Linked DNA regions of Mus musculus: region 1 is linked to region 2. The links are chromatin contacts, found by Hi-C or POLR2A ChIA-PET in ENCODE. All regions are on one chromosome and are shown on one strand. The core of a region is the stretch at or near the end of the contact, and the rest is flanking DNA. Distances in the headings are between cores, read along the strand shown.

Region 1 (6,238 bases), core at 3,624-6,123, 64 kb before region 2:
CATCCTACCACTACTGTAATAAAATATCTGAGCTAGTGGACGTATAAAGAGAAAAGGTTTACTTTGGCCTATGGTTTTGGAGGGTCCAGTTCATAGGTAGGCAGACCCACTGCTTTTAGGCTTTGACGAGACAGGAGTGTGTGGTGGAGCGAAACTGCTCAGTTCATCACCAGAAAGCAAAATGGGAGCATGAGGAGGGGTAGTAGGCTTAGATTTTTTTCCAAGCCTACTTCAATAAGGGTTCTCAAATGCTTTGAGCCCCCTTCTAGCCCACTGTCCAAAGGCAGAGGAGAAAAGATGGTGAATTGGACAAGGGGATGTGGACCTGTTTAGAAGTAGTTCTTTGGAGGTGATTCCAATCTCCGTTAGTCAGGATAACAGCAGTTTGGTTCAGTAGTGTCAGGATACCAACAATCCAGTTCAAAAGTGTCACGATCCAGCAGAAACCGGCAGGTCTCTGTCGGATAGGCAGGAGTCAGTGGGAACAACTAAGATCAGCCGGAACGCCAGGAGTTCTCTGCCGTGCTTCTCTCAACAAAGCAGGGATCAGCTTAGACAGAAGACCAACAAAGAGTTGCACATCTAGCTATGCAAGCATCTGGTCACTGTCCGTCGAGTCCTACTTATACTCTCTCCAAACATCATGTGTCCTCTCTGGGTCTTACCTCAGCAAAAACATCACGTGAGTCTGCATCACATGACAACCAGAAATTCCCACTTCGAGGAGACACTAGTGTCCCACAATCCCCTTCAAGGACATATCTCCAATGACCCAAGGACCTCTCACTAGGCCCTGAATGATGGGTGCATGCTGCCAGCCAGCCAGAATCGTGGATGAAGAACCCACCTTTTGACAGGCCCACTTCTGTATCCCTGTGGCCACATCATCTTTGCAAGTCTCACTTGCCATACTGCATGCCTTTGCATTTAGGATGCCAGGTAGGACGCTGGCACTGTCATTCCTTTATGGAGCTCAAACCTGTCACTTAGCATCTCTGTACCTCAGGTTGTCCTGTCTGTAAAATGGGTACAAGTAATACTAAGATTAAAGGAATTTGTTTTGGCAGAATGCTTACAACAGCATCTGGGACACAACAACGGCTCAATATTTATTAGCTCTTGTCTATTTTATTTGTTTATTTATTTATTTAATTTATATGAGTACACTTTAGCTGTCTTCAGACACACCAGAAGGACAACAGGTCCACATCCCCTTATCCCTTAACAGCCAGGTCAAGTTCGGCTCCTTCTCTGAAGGGTTCCACCACCTCCTAATATCACCACTCTGGGGACGAAGCCTTTAACACTAGAGCCTTTGGGGGATCATCAAGATTCAAAGAATCTAGGGCTAGGGCTCAGTTGGTAGAGAGCTCGCCTAGCACGTAGGAAGTTCAGTTCCCTAGCACTGAATAAACCAGGTGTGGAGAATCTCCCTTGTAAGGTCAGCATTCCAGGATGGAAGCAGGAAGATCAGAGGTTTAAGGGCATCCAAGGCTCCACAGTGAGTTTGAGACCAAACTACATCCTAGTACTTAGGATCCAGGGATGGGTGTTGTCATCCCAGAAAACGATGCAGAGAAGACACAGAAATACTGGTTCTTTGCTTCCTGGGAGGGTTCAGCTTACGGTGTTGCTTCCTGTCAGAAGTGAACATTGACTTTGGGTTGGGCTATGTGAAGGTCACCTTTCATCATGTGACAAACGCAATATGAACAATCTAAACTGTGGTGAGATGCCTTTGGCTCCTGGTTTCACAGGTTTTATTCACCTCTGTTGCTTTGGACAAGAGGTGAAGTGAACATTGTAACAGCCAAACCTAGAAACAGACAAAGAGACGGGGCTATGGGCAATTCCCTCCCCCAGCTCCCACACCTGTCCATAATAAACCCCTTGTGATCTACTTCCTTAAACTAGGCCCTGCCCCTTAACAGGGCCAGGTCAAGTTCAGAACTTCTCAGAGAATTAACCCTTTGCTTACATCCAAGTCCTCATGATCCAGTCAGTACATCAGCTGTCAGTCAGACCCTTAACACACAACTCTTTGAGGGGAACGTTTCAGCTGTTAACGGTAACTCTGGCCACGTGACTTATCTGAGCAGTTACTGCCAGCAGCTTCGGTGCTGTATGAGTTTAGCAATCTAATGCTTCTGCTAGAAGACCATCCTCAAGGGAGTTGGGCCTTCTTCCAGGCCCAGGGACCTGATACAGTGACCAGAAGTGCCCCAGCTGTTTTACAAATCCCCAGTCTCAGCAGCGGAAGCTGGCCTACAATGCTGAACCAGAAAGAGGCCTTAACCAGGTGCAGTGCTCAAGCCCTGTAATCCCTGCATTTGGGAAGGGGGGGGGGAGGGAGAGGGGGAGGGGGGAGGGGAGGGGGGCTCAAGGCCAGCTGGGGCTAACCAGGGAGTCTGTCTCAAAAACAAAACAAAATAAAAATGGCAGGAAGAAAGGAAATGGAAAGGAAAGAAAAAGGCCTCTTTTTTGTTGTTGTTCATGGTAGGCCACTAACCCTCTCCGCTCAGATCTCACTAGACAAGGTGGGGAACTGGGTCTTGCCTTCAGCAGGTAACTCAGGAGCGGGTCACCCGCTTACCAGGCCTGGCACTTTCCCATCGGCTCCTAAGTCTTTCTGCAGTACTGTCTGTCACTGCTCCTTTCCTGAGGAGGAAGGCCAAATTTAGAGACCCTGAGTCTGAGTTGGAAGCCTTGCCTTTCTTGGGAGGCCGAGCAGGGAAGCAGAACAGATCTTGCCATCTGGAAACCTGTGAAAGGAGACTTTGGGGGTTTTTGTTAGGTTTTTTTGTTTGTTTGTTTTGTTTTGTTTTTCTTTTTTTACCACGTGGTGTGCGCACCAGGTGTACCTCTTTATCTGCACACATTTGAGGCGCATGAACATATGTGCTTGAAACCCGGGGAGGTGGTGTGGGCACTGAGCTTGTAGAGAGGATACCCCTCTGTGAAAGGGATTCGGTTCTGTTCCAGAAGAAAGTCCATACAACACCAGGCATCGGCATTCCCAGTATTTCCCTCCAGTCTGATTTCATGCTCTCCCCCGCCCCGCCCCGTACCCCGTTTGTAGGGAGAATTATTGATGGAAATTCTAGAAGATTTAGGGTCAAAGAAGGCCAGAAAAAAAAAAAAAGAAAGGAAGGAAGGAAGAAAGAAAGAGAAAGAAAGAAGAAAATGAAAAGTTTCCTACCTTTAACCCATTAGGAACCTTAGTGCAATAATGCTTTAAATAACTACAGCCTCTCTCAGAATGGCCTGAGACACCTCACCCCCAAAACTTGCTTCAGGTAGGACAAAGGGTGTCATAAAATAAAGTGACTCTCAGCATAAAACAGGGTGAGACTTCTCTTGTCTGTTATCAAAAGGCCCCATTTGCTCTTCACTCTTCTGCCACGACTCCCTCTGAGAACTCCGACAGCTGTGTTTCTCCTTCCCACAGTGCATACTCTTTATTAAAACTTTTATATGCATTCTGGTCTGGTAAATATTTTACCCCCAAGCTTTGGGCAGGGTCTTTCCAGGGTCCCAGCCTAACAGAGCAGGTCCCAGTTTGCTCCAGTGGAGACAGCTGGAGCCAGGTAAGTGGGCCTCCTGGGGGAGTGGACACTCAGGGGTGCACTCTCCTTTCTTGGTGCAGACTAAAGAGACCTCCAGGAAGGGAGTAGTAACTCCCATTGAGCTGTCTGCCTGGAGACACCATCCCCAAAGGCCCCCTTGATCCCCGACCTTCCCTCTGCACGATGTGTGCTGGCTACTAATAGAGATCCAAATTGAGCAGTGAGCCCAATGGGTCTTTTGTGCAATGAGGTGAAAGTTCACATCTGTCCACACTATCGCCTGTCTTTGGGGCTTTGTTTTCCCATCCAGGGAAAACGTTGATGGACTGCATGGGAGTGAGATGTGTGCGTGTGTGTGTGTGTGTGTGTGTGTGTGTGTGCGCGCGCGCGCGCGCGCGTTCTATAAGGTCCCTACAGGGGATGAGGAGGCGCCTAGGTTTGTGAGCACAGAGATTTAGAAAGGTGAGGTCACCATGACTTCAGTGTCTGCAACTTTGGATTGCTTGCGATTGTTTTCAAACTCAGGGAAGTGTTTGAAATTTCCTCTAACGGTAAAGCAGGATGGAAGACGGTAAACAAACTTGGGAGAAGAACAGCGAGGCGAGCGGCAGGCGGCTAGTGGGTCCAGAAAGCGCTGCACCTGTGATGGCAGAAAAGACAGGTTCTTCTTTCAACCCGGCATCCCCAGAGGCTGCGACAATTGGGGTAAACCAGAGGGGCAAACTCGCAGGCAGACAAAGAGAACATCTGCATTTGAAATGGGTTCCCACCCGGGGCTCCAATGGGAGGCTCGCTGCGAGATCTGCCTGCTGAGTAGCTCCTCCTAGAGAGAAAAGCTTCTCCGAAAAGCCCAGTTGTGTACCCTCAACCCTCTGACCCCCAACGAAACCCCTTGGAAAAGTCAGCAGACGGGAGAACAGGACCCTCCCTCCTCCAACCCCCACTCCCAGCGCAGACTTGTCTATTTTACTCAAGGTCACTTCCAAACAGGACTGGAATAAACCCTCCTTGTTTGCTTCTTTCTGGGACTTAAGCCCCGGGTCCCCTTGGGTGTCGTCCAGGACGCCAGGCGTGGCTGCTGACAATGGCGTTCAGACGACAGATGGCGGGCGGGAGGGCGGGGGCGCAGGGCAGGTGCGCGGGGAGCGGCTGAGCGCCGGACGCCCGGCTGCCAGGGTGAAAAGATCTCTAGCTGTGGGGGGCCGCTGAGTCTGGGAACAATGAGATAATTCTCCACCGCGAACGAACGCACCCCCTCGGGGTGGGGGTACTCGGCCACGCGCCAGCAGAGGAGAGCCGATTACTGTGCGGCATTGGTCCCCCGCAGCGCCCTGCTTGCCCCCGCCCCGCTACGGGAGCTCTGGGCTCCTGGGCACATTCGTGCACACGCTCAGCACACTCCGGGGGCCAAGAGGAGGGCACTGACAAGAGCAGACGCCTGCAGAAGAAGGCTGTATTGTTTTGTTTTTATGGCGCTTGAGGACCGTACCGCTCCCCCCCCGCCCCCACTCTCTCAACCATTTGGATTTGGGAGAAATGTTCAGCCAGCATCTTAAGCTACCAGAGACTGGGTGTCTCGGGCAGGGCAAAGACAGAGAACCCTGAATAAGATTGAGGTGGGTTTCGCTCCGCCATGGCTCTGCGATTTGAGGGAGGGGACGGATGTATGCTAGATTGATTGGCTTCAGTACCAACCGTTTTACTAAGCTTACCCCCTCTGCTCTGTGTTTTATCTTAAATCTCAAACTGACATGGGAGGTAGCAGAAGGCAGCACCCTCTGACCATCCCTTGAGGCTGGGACTTTCATAGAGCTAGGTGTTAGCATTTCCTCTAGGCTCCGCCTAGCAGTTACCTAGCAACAGCCAGGTATGAGCCTGGCTCGTAGATAAAAAGAACTCGCCATCTTTTTTGTGTCTCTGTCAGTCTGTTTTTCTCTCTCCTTCCCTTTCTCCCTCCCTCCCTCCCTCCCTCCATCTACTCCTCCCTTCATCCCTTCCAACTTCTTTCTCTCTCCCCACCTGTTCCCTAGAGGCCTCTTCTTCTTTCTCCTCCCTCTTACTGTCCCCCTCTGTCCTCTTTTTTTTTTTTTTCCCCTCTGCCTCTGCTCCCTTCCTCAGAACCCCTTCCCACGTCCCAAATAAACTTCCTTTTATGCTACACCCGTTGTATGGCTGATATGACACCTGGTGTGTGTATTGGGGGTGGGGAGCGCCTCAGCATGGGCCCGCTAAGGCACCCCTCTCCCTCCACATCATACCCCGTTTTATAAAACATATCAACCACTAGGAAGGCCTTTTTATGAGCCAATTGTTCCAATTGTACCTAGGTTTGGGACTTTGAAGCAGACTGTGTTGACTGTGTCTTTAGGAAAACTAAACAACAAACAAAAGCACACTATCAGTTTGTCTCTTTTTATTGGACTATTGATGACAATAGTTAGATCTAGGGCGCAGGTTGTCATCACCAAGTTCAATAAGGTGATTTCCTTTTCCTGTGCTTTCAAGTGAATTGTTGCCACTCTTGAGAAAAACAGCGTTAGGCGAGGGAGCTAGGGCTGACTGTTCACCCAGGAGTTCGGTCAATACTGGTAAGGCTTAAGCAAGCACTGGGAAGTGGGATTGTCTTAGGATTTCTATTGCTGGGATGAACACCATGACCAAGAGCAACCTGG
Region 2 (6,549 bases), core at 3,393-5,892:
TCTTTGTAAAACAGCAGTGCAGGTGATGCTCCTGGAAGTCATGCTGTGTTAGCTGCTCTTCCAGAGCGTGTGTCACACTGTACAGAGAAAGTCCCCAGACTCTGTTTGCCTTGTTCTTTGTTAGGCCTTTGTAACATCAATGAGTTTTTGTTTTTTTTTTTAAATCTACATAAGCAAAAGTGGGGGGTTACTTATTACAGAAGGTTCAACAACAGCCTTTTAAGGGAGTTTCCTAGAGATCAGCAAAGAAAAGGTTTACTGAGAGCTTGTATGTCTACAGGCCAAAGAAGAAAGGCAAGGTTGCCTGTAAGCAGCTGGCTGTGTGCCTGCATCAGAGGGGCTGAGAGACGGCTCAGTGGTTAAGGGCTCTACTGCTTTTGCAGAGGACACTGTTTGGTTTTCAGCACTCATGTTGGGTGGTTCACAACTGCCTTTAATTCCAGCTCCAAGGGACCCAACACCCTCTTCTGGCCTCTGAGGGCACCTGTACTCACACGCTCCTCCACTGTATCCCAGACCCTCACACATACACAAATGGAAATAAATCCTAAGGGCTGGGGGGATGGCTCAGTGGTAAGATCACCGACTCTTCTTTTAGAGGATCCAAGCTTTGTTCCAGCACCTGTGTTGGGTGATCTCTAACTACCTGTAAGTCCAGCTCCAGGGAATTTGATGCCTTCTTCTGTCACCCTCCCCATCTGCACATGGGTGGCAGACATTCTCACACTATACATACATACATACATACATACATACATAAATATATACATACACACACACACAAATAAAAACAACAAAAACAAAAAAAACCCACAAAGACTGGTAAGCCAGCAATGCTCCTTGCTCCTGGGTGTGATGTGCTAAACTCACACTTGGCATCCCTCTGGGCTTTTGTGGCTCCAAAAATCCGGGTATACTCCAGCCCTGGTATGACCTGTATTGAAGCTAGTTACACCAGGCAGTAGGATTTCTGGGCCTTAGCATTTCACTTCCCACCAACCTCCACTAAGTCTCACCACATTTTCTCCTGAGCTCGAATCACAACCTACCAGTGGAATGGCGACATCCTCATATGGCAGCTTATCTTCCCGCCAAGCATCATCAATCAGGTCCAAGATCCTTCCATCTCGCTGTACCTCACTGTCCATCCTCCTGCAGCTTTGATCTTGTCAGGCCTGTAAGCCAAAGAGGTCTTTTTTTTTTTTTTTCTAACACAGTGAAGGTATAGTATAATCCAGGACTAGGATTCCTCATACTTCCACCTTGAAACTGGTTTTGTTGCTGTGCTTAACATTACCCCAGGAAAGGCCCATCTTGTATGTGTCAGATGACAACATAAAGACTCCAGTTCTCTCCTCACCTCAGCTGACATGCTTGATCAACACACCAGGCTGCTAGTGGAACCAGAGAGCAACACAGGTCTTCAGAATAAGGTCCTAGAAGACACTGCGTGGAAATGTAACTTTCTTTTATCTTTACCATCTTATACAATCACCCTTCCCTGCTTGTGATGTCTTTGACGAGTCTCTGACTTGACTCAGACCGACTTACCTGAGTGTCAGCTCCTGCTCTTGAAGCCCTCCCCTACGATTTGGCACAAGTCTCCACCCGTCTTGGCCCAAACATTGGCAGTCTAAAGGCACAGGAGCTAAGGGAACAGCTGGGTGACACTGAGCTGGGATGTGTGAAGTGACCAACCATAGGCCAGCTGCTAACTCTCAGGGCAGGAACAACGTGGCCAGCAGGGCTTACCCAGGAAACCACTTCCTTTCTTAAACAGCATCCAGACTGAACTCAACAGAACTATCCAAGATCAACGGTGGCAGCTCCAGGTTCTCTATCCCTCTGGGCGTCCTCCTTTTTGTTTGTTTTTTTGAGAGTCTCAAACTCTCTATAGCCAAAAGCAGCCTTAAGCTTCCAATCTTCCTGCCTCCACCAATGGGATTGCAGGCCTGTGCCACCGGCTCTGGTTACAGAACCAGGGTGTTGTGTATACTACAGTTAAGCACACTGCCAACCGACCTCCATCCCCAGCTGAGGGGGCCCTGCAGGAGTCCAGGGAGGGAAGCAAACTGTCAGGTGAGAATGAAAACTGGGTTCAGACTGACTTTATCAGTCTTGCTTAGACTTGGGGGGTCTGATGCTAGGCGGTTTACTCCGAACAAACTTAAACATAGTATGATTTGGAAGAAAGTTTCCTGGTGTAATAACAGTTTCTGGTGCACAGGGAGGTGCAATTACATTGAAACTCGACTTAGGGTATGTTATTTCTTCCAAGACGATGGGTTCTAGAGATAGGTTACCTGTACTAGCTTAAGGGTCTAAGGAAGGTCATACAATAACATAGACATCATCTGGTCTCTTAGCTACTTCTGGAGCTTAGGGAACCCCTGCTTATCAGGGTCATTTAAATTACTAGCCACCCTCGGTCCTGGTTGTAGGTTGATGTGGCCTGGCCCAACAGATAACGCAGATCACCAGGCTGTCAATCACTTCCAATTCCCAGCTTTGTGGACTGAACAAGTTTTATATCTCTCACATTGGAAGAACAATCCTGCATGCTTAACATCTCGGCCTCCCTGGATATGTGAGGGTGCAAGAACTTTTGTGCTGTGATCCCAACACCCAGCCTACTTCCTTCTTGAAAGAAACAATGTATATGTGTAAGTTCGTGTGGAAGTCAAAGGACAACTTGGGGATTTTGGTTCTCTTCTTCCACCAGGCGGGTCCCAGAGATTGTACTCAGGTTGCCAGGCTTGGCAGCAAGCGCCTTTAAGCCACTAAACCATCTTGCTGGCTCTCTTCAGTGCCTGGTCCAAGTGCTCAGGATGCTTGCTAAGCTCCCAGACCACAGATTGTTCCACATTTTTCTCCTGAAACTGTTGCAGTCTAACTCAGTCATCAAGCAGTGCTTTTGGGTTTCTGGCTTCCAAGTTTGTTCCTTATCACAAACACACCCTACTGTGCTCCCTGCCACAAAGTGGCAACCCAAGGAAAGGTCTTGTGAGGATTAGTACCAGTGGCTCTCTCAGGAACTGTTCTGTTTCCGAGAGAAGGGAGACTCATACAAGAAACAAACTGTGCTACGCGGCTATGTGCTTGCCTCCAACAGAATAAAGGCAAGCAAGCTAGCGCTATCTACCTAGTCTGTAGGAGGGAAAGGGCTTTTTACTTTAAAAAATTAAACAACCTGGGGCCTGGGAGGAGGTTCAGTGGAGTGAAGTGCTTGCTGTGCAAGCAAAAAGACCTGAATTCAGATTCCTGGCACCCGCAGAAAAAGCCTGGCACGATGGCACACTTGTGTTCTCTGGGAAGCTGCCAGGCCAGGCAGTTTAACTGAATCAGAAAGCTCCAGGTTTAAGATTCAAAGTAATAAAGGAAGACACTGATGTTGACCTCTGGCCTCTACACTCATCTACAACTCCACCTGTACGCAGAAATCTCCCCCACCACCACAACTTTCGTGTACGCGTATACACACACACACACACTGAAGCTCCCTCTGCCACGTTAAAACCAGGTGATAACTTAGCAGTTTTCCTCAGACATAACCAGACCCTAGCTAGTGGATAACGCAAAGCCAGCTGAAGGGCCACTTCTAATCACCCCTCAGGGTTTGACAAGCCTTTTGTTTTTGTAGCTGAGCCTTGGGCTGCATTTCACACCTTCTGGTGCTGACTTTCCCAGTCCCTATGGATTGCACCTTTTTCTAAAGTGCTCTGACTTTCTCTCCAGCTTTTCAGCAGGCTCTGTCCTTGAATGCTTTGCTGCTTGCCTCAAATGATCTATGAAACAAGTCAGGTCAGCTTTGTGACTGACTGGCAGGGTACTACTGTCTCCAGCGGTAATGTAAGGATACCCAGTCTTTCCACAAGTTCGCCTCAATACTTTGTAACATGACTCTCTTCTACATGCTTAGAAACTAGCACGCTTTTCACCCACCCCCGTCCCTCATCACTTATGCTTGGCCGTCCTTCCAAACACATCTATTTTCCTGGGTCAGGTGCTCGGGTGCTCACCCTTTACGTAAACAGAAAGTTCCCCCGCTCCGGATACCAGATAATATCAAACTCTCAGCTCTCAGATTGTTTCCTTTAGACCCCAGGCTGAGTGCAGTCCCAAGGGTCCATTCCTTCACCAGTCCCCTAGATCTCTGGGCACAATACGTGACAACAGGAGGAAAGCTTGTCACATTGCCCGGATATCTCTTTCTAGACATTAGATGCGTACGTCCTATGAGACATACACACCTTTCATGCACACAGCTTTGTAAATGTATTTCTAAGCTACGAGCACGGCGCCTACACTAAAATGGCCCTCGGAGGCCACCATCCTGGGACACTACAGTCACCCGCTGCAGCGACTTCCGGTTCGAGGGGTGGGAGGATACTACATGCGGAAGTGCAAGGGGGGAGGTCGAGCGTCGCCATGGGGGCTCCGTTCCACTCCGCACAGCGTGCAGTAAAGAAGTGGCTCTGAAGCTCGGTTGAAAGTACCGGCCCGCGCCTCTGGAAGCGGTAGACGCCGGAGTTCGAGGGCGAACGCTTGGCCACCCTCGGAAACCCGGGCCGCGGGCGCGAAAAACCCTTACCCACTGCGCGCGCGTCGGCTTCCTCCCGGCCCCGCCCTTCTTCTGGGTCACGTGACTCGCGGCGCTCTCAAGCCCCGGATGTGGGTGAGTCCAAGCGCTGCGGCAGGGGGCGGGACGGACAGCGATTTGTTGTGACTTGCGCGCATCCCCGGCCGGAGGAACGGCGGGCAGGCCCGGGGGCGCGCTCCGCCGGAGGCGCGCTCTGCCGGGGGCGCGCTCTGTAACCGACCGCATGCCCCAAAGACGGGCGAGCTGCGGCTAACTGTGGTGCGGTCTCGGCCCTGGCCACGGTGGTGCCGCTAGGCTCCAGGCCTCATGGCCCGCGGCCGCAGCTCGTTGCGGCCCACCTGCCGCGGGGCTTTCCAATGCCGGGTTGCGGCTGCCCGGTCGTCGCGCCCCTGGGTTCCTCCTCCTCCCTATGGGACTCTGGGCTGGCCGGCCAGGTGCTTCGGCCTGCGGGAGGGCGGGCTGCGGGCTGTGGGCTGCATGGCTCCCGGGAAGGGACCCGGCTGCTGCTGCTGCCGCCGGTGTAGGACCAGGCCTTAGCGTTAGCCGCCCAGCGGGAAGCCCGCAGGGTTCCTTGGTGATGTTAGTATGAGAGGTGCGGAAATGTGGCGGGAACCCCTGATGGCAGGGGAATTGCAGATGGCTTCACGCTTTCAAGTCAAGCATAGGAAACAAGATTGGTGGAGTGAAAGTTTGGAAAGGGGAATTCCACAACAGCGCTTTCACGCGGAGACACTTGACAGTGAATGGGCTTTTGTCCTTTACAAAATCGTGGAGTTAGTGCATTCTGATGTCAGACCTAGTTTTCATTTACAGACTGTAGACTTGTTGCCAAAAGTGCTCCCCATTCTCCCCAACTAGCGCTGGCTCTCCTTTGTAGCTATGATCTGGAACTTGCAGTGTAGACCAGGCTGGCCTCAAACTCAGAGATGGGCCTACCTATGTCTCCTAATTAAGGATCCGCGCCACCTCGCCTGGCTTTCTTGAGGCCAATTTAGAGTTTCAAAAATGTATTACTTTATTATAGCTCTTTGTACAACTCGAATATTTGTATTTTATATTTTGTATGTAAGTCAGAGATCAATGGCTATAGTTATCTTTAGCTTTTTACACTTTTTTTTTTTGTTTTGTTTTTCGAGACAGGGTTTCTCTGTGTAGCCCTGGCTGTTCTGGAACTCACTCTGTAGACCAGGCTGTCCTCGAACTCAGAAATCCGCCTGCCTCTGCCTCCCGAGTGCTGGGATTAAAGGCGTGCGCCACCACGCCCGGCTTTTACACTTATTCTTAAAGGCTGCAGCTTAACGATATGATGAAACGAATTATCTTATTTGGAATGCAGCGCCATTTTTAGGTTAATTTTTGTCCCGTGCTCTCTGTCTTTTACTGTGTCGTCCTCAGTGGTCAGTATAGTAAAGGAGGCTGCGAAACTAAAGAGGGTTAGAGACTTAAACCACAGACACATGTCCCTTTAAAATGTGTATATGCTGAAGTTTCAGAAACAATGGAGATATTGTTAATCATGCTGCTGCTGCTTCCTCCCGTGGAGCGGTAGGGACCGGTTACTTAGGCTTTCCTGTACTGTGTGGTGGCTGATGGTGACAGCATTAGTCCACACTGTCATAGCTTAAGGTGCTCCCCATGCCAAAGGCTAGAGTTGCTTTTTTAAGTTTTACAAAAACCACAGTACTATTTTTACATCAGTACAAATTTATAAAAAGCACACAGTGTCAGTGTCCGGTGAGTTCAGGTTCTTCAGCTATTCCATATGTGCTTGTAATACCAAAGTTGTAGACTTGTAGACCAAAGTCCTACAGAGAACTGTCAGCTGCATTCGGTTGCTAGGCCTTCAAAACCCTCTAATCAATAATCAAAACCCTCAATTTCTTTCTTTCATATATATACATATATATTATATACATGTATTATATGTGTATATATGATATTTTCTTTAT

What was found. A loop is a pair of places that touch in the nucleus more often than their neighbours do. ChIA-PET counts read pairs that join two places held with the same protein, here RNA polymerase II (POLR2A).
Region 1: POLR2A ChIA-PET joins it to region 2 with 21 read pairs in embryonic stem cell. The contact joins the enhancer-like site here to the promoter of Anapc13 in region 2. A Hi-C loop is called at or near these places in 1 of 37 maps with a recorded cell type or tissue (gastrocnemius). POLR2A ChIA-PET finds 5 or more read pairs at or near these places in 4 of 5 experiments (Patski and embryonic stem cell).

Annotation. Positions count from the first base shown.
Region 1 is chr9:102,688,711-102,694,948 of GRCm38, reverse strand. No RefSeq gene overlaps it. Among named protein-coding and RNA genes, the nearest start is that of Gm46150, 8.0 kb to the right of the region's middle. Within about 2 kb of position 4,873, at least 1 of the 3 ENCODE cell types and tissues checked has a DNase peak (open chromatin) inside an H3K27ac peak, as active enhancers do.
Region 2 is chr9:102,624,389-102,630,937 of GRCm38, reverse strand. It overlaps Anapc13 (anaphase promoting complex subunit 13), which reads right to left and starts at 4,642. Exons shown (of 3, transcript NM_181394.3): 1 at 4,592-4,642; 2 at 1,050-1,175. The coding sequence starts at 1,148. It overlaps Cep63 (centrosomal protein 63), which reads left to right and starts at 4,814. Exons shown (of 17, transcript NM_001081122.1): 1 at 4,814-5,034. The coding sequence starts at 4,957.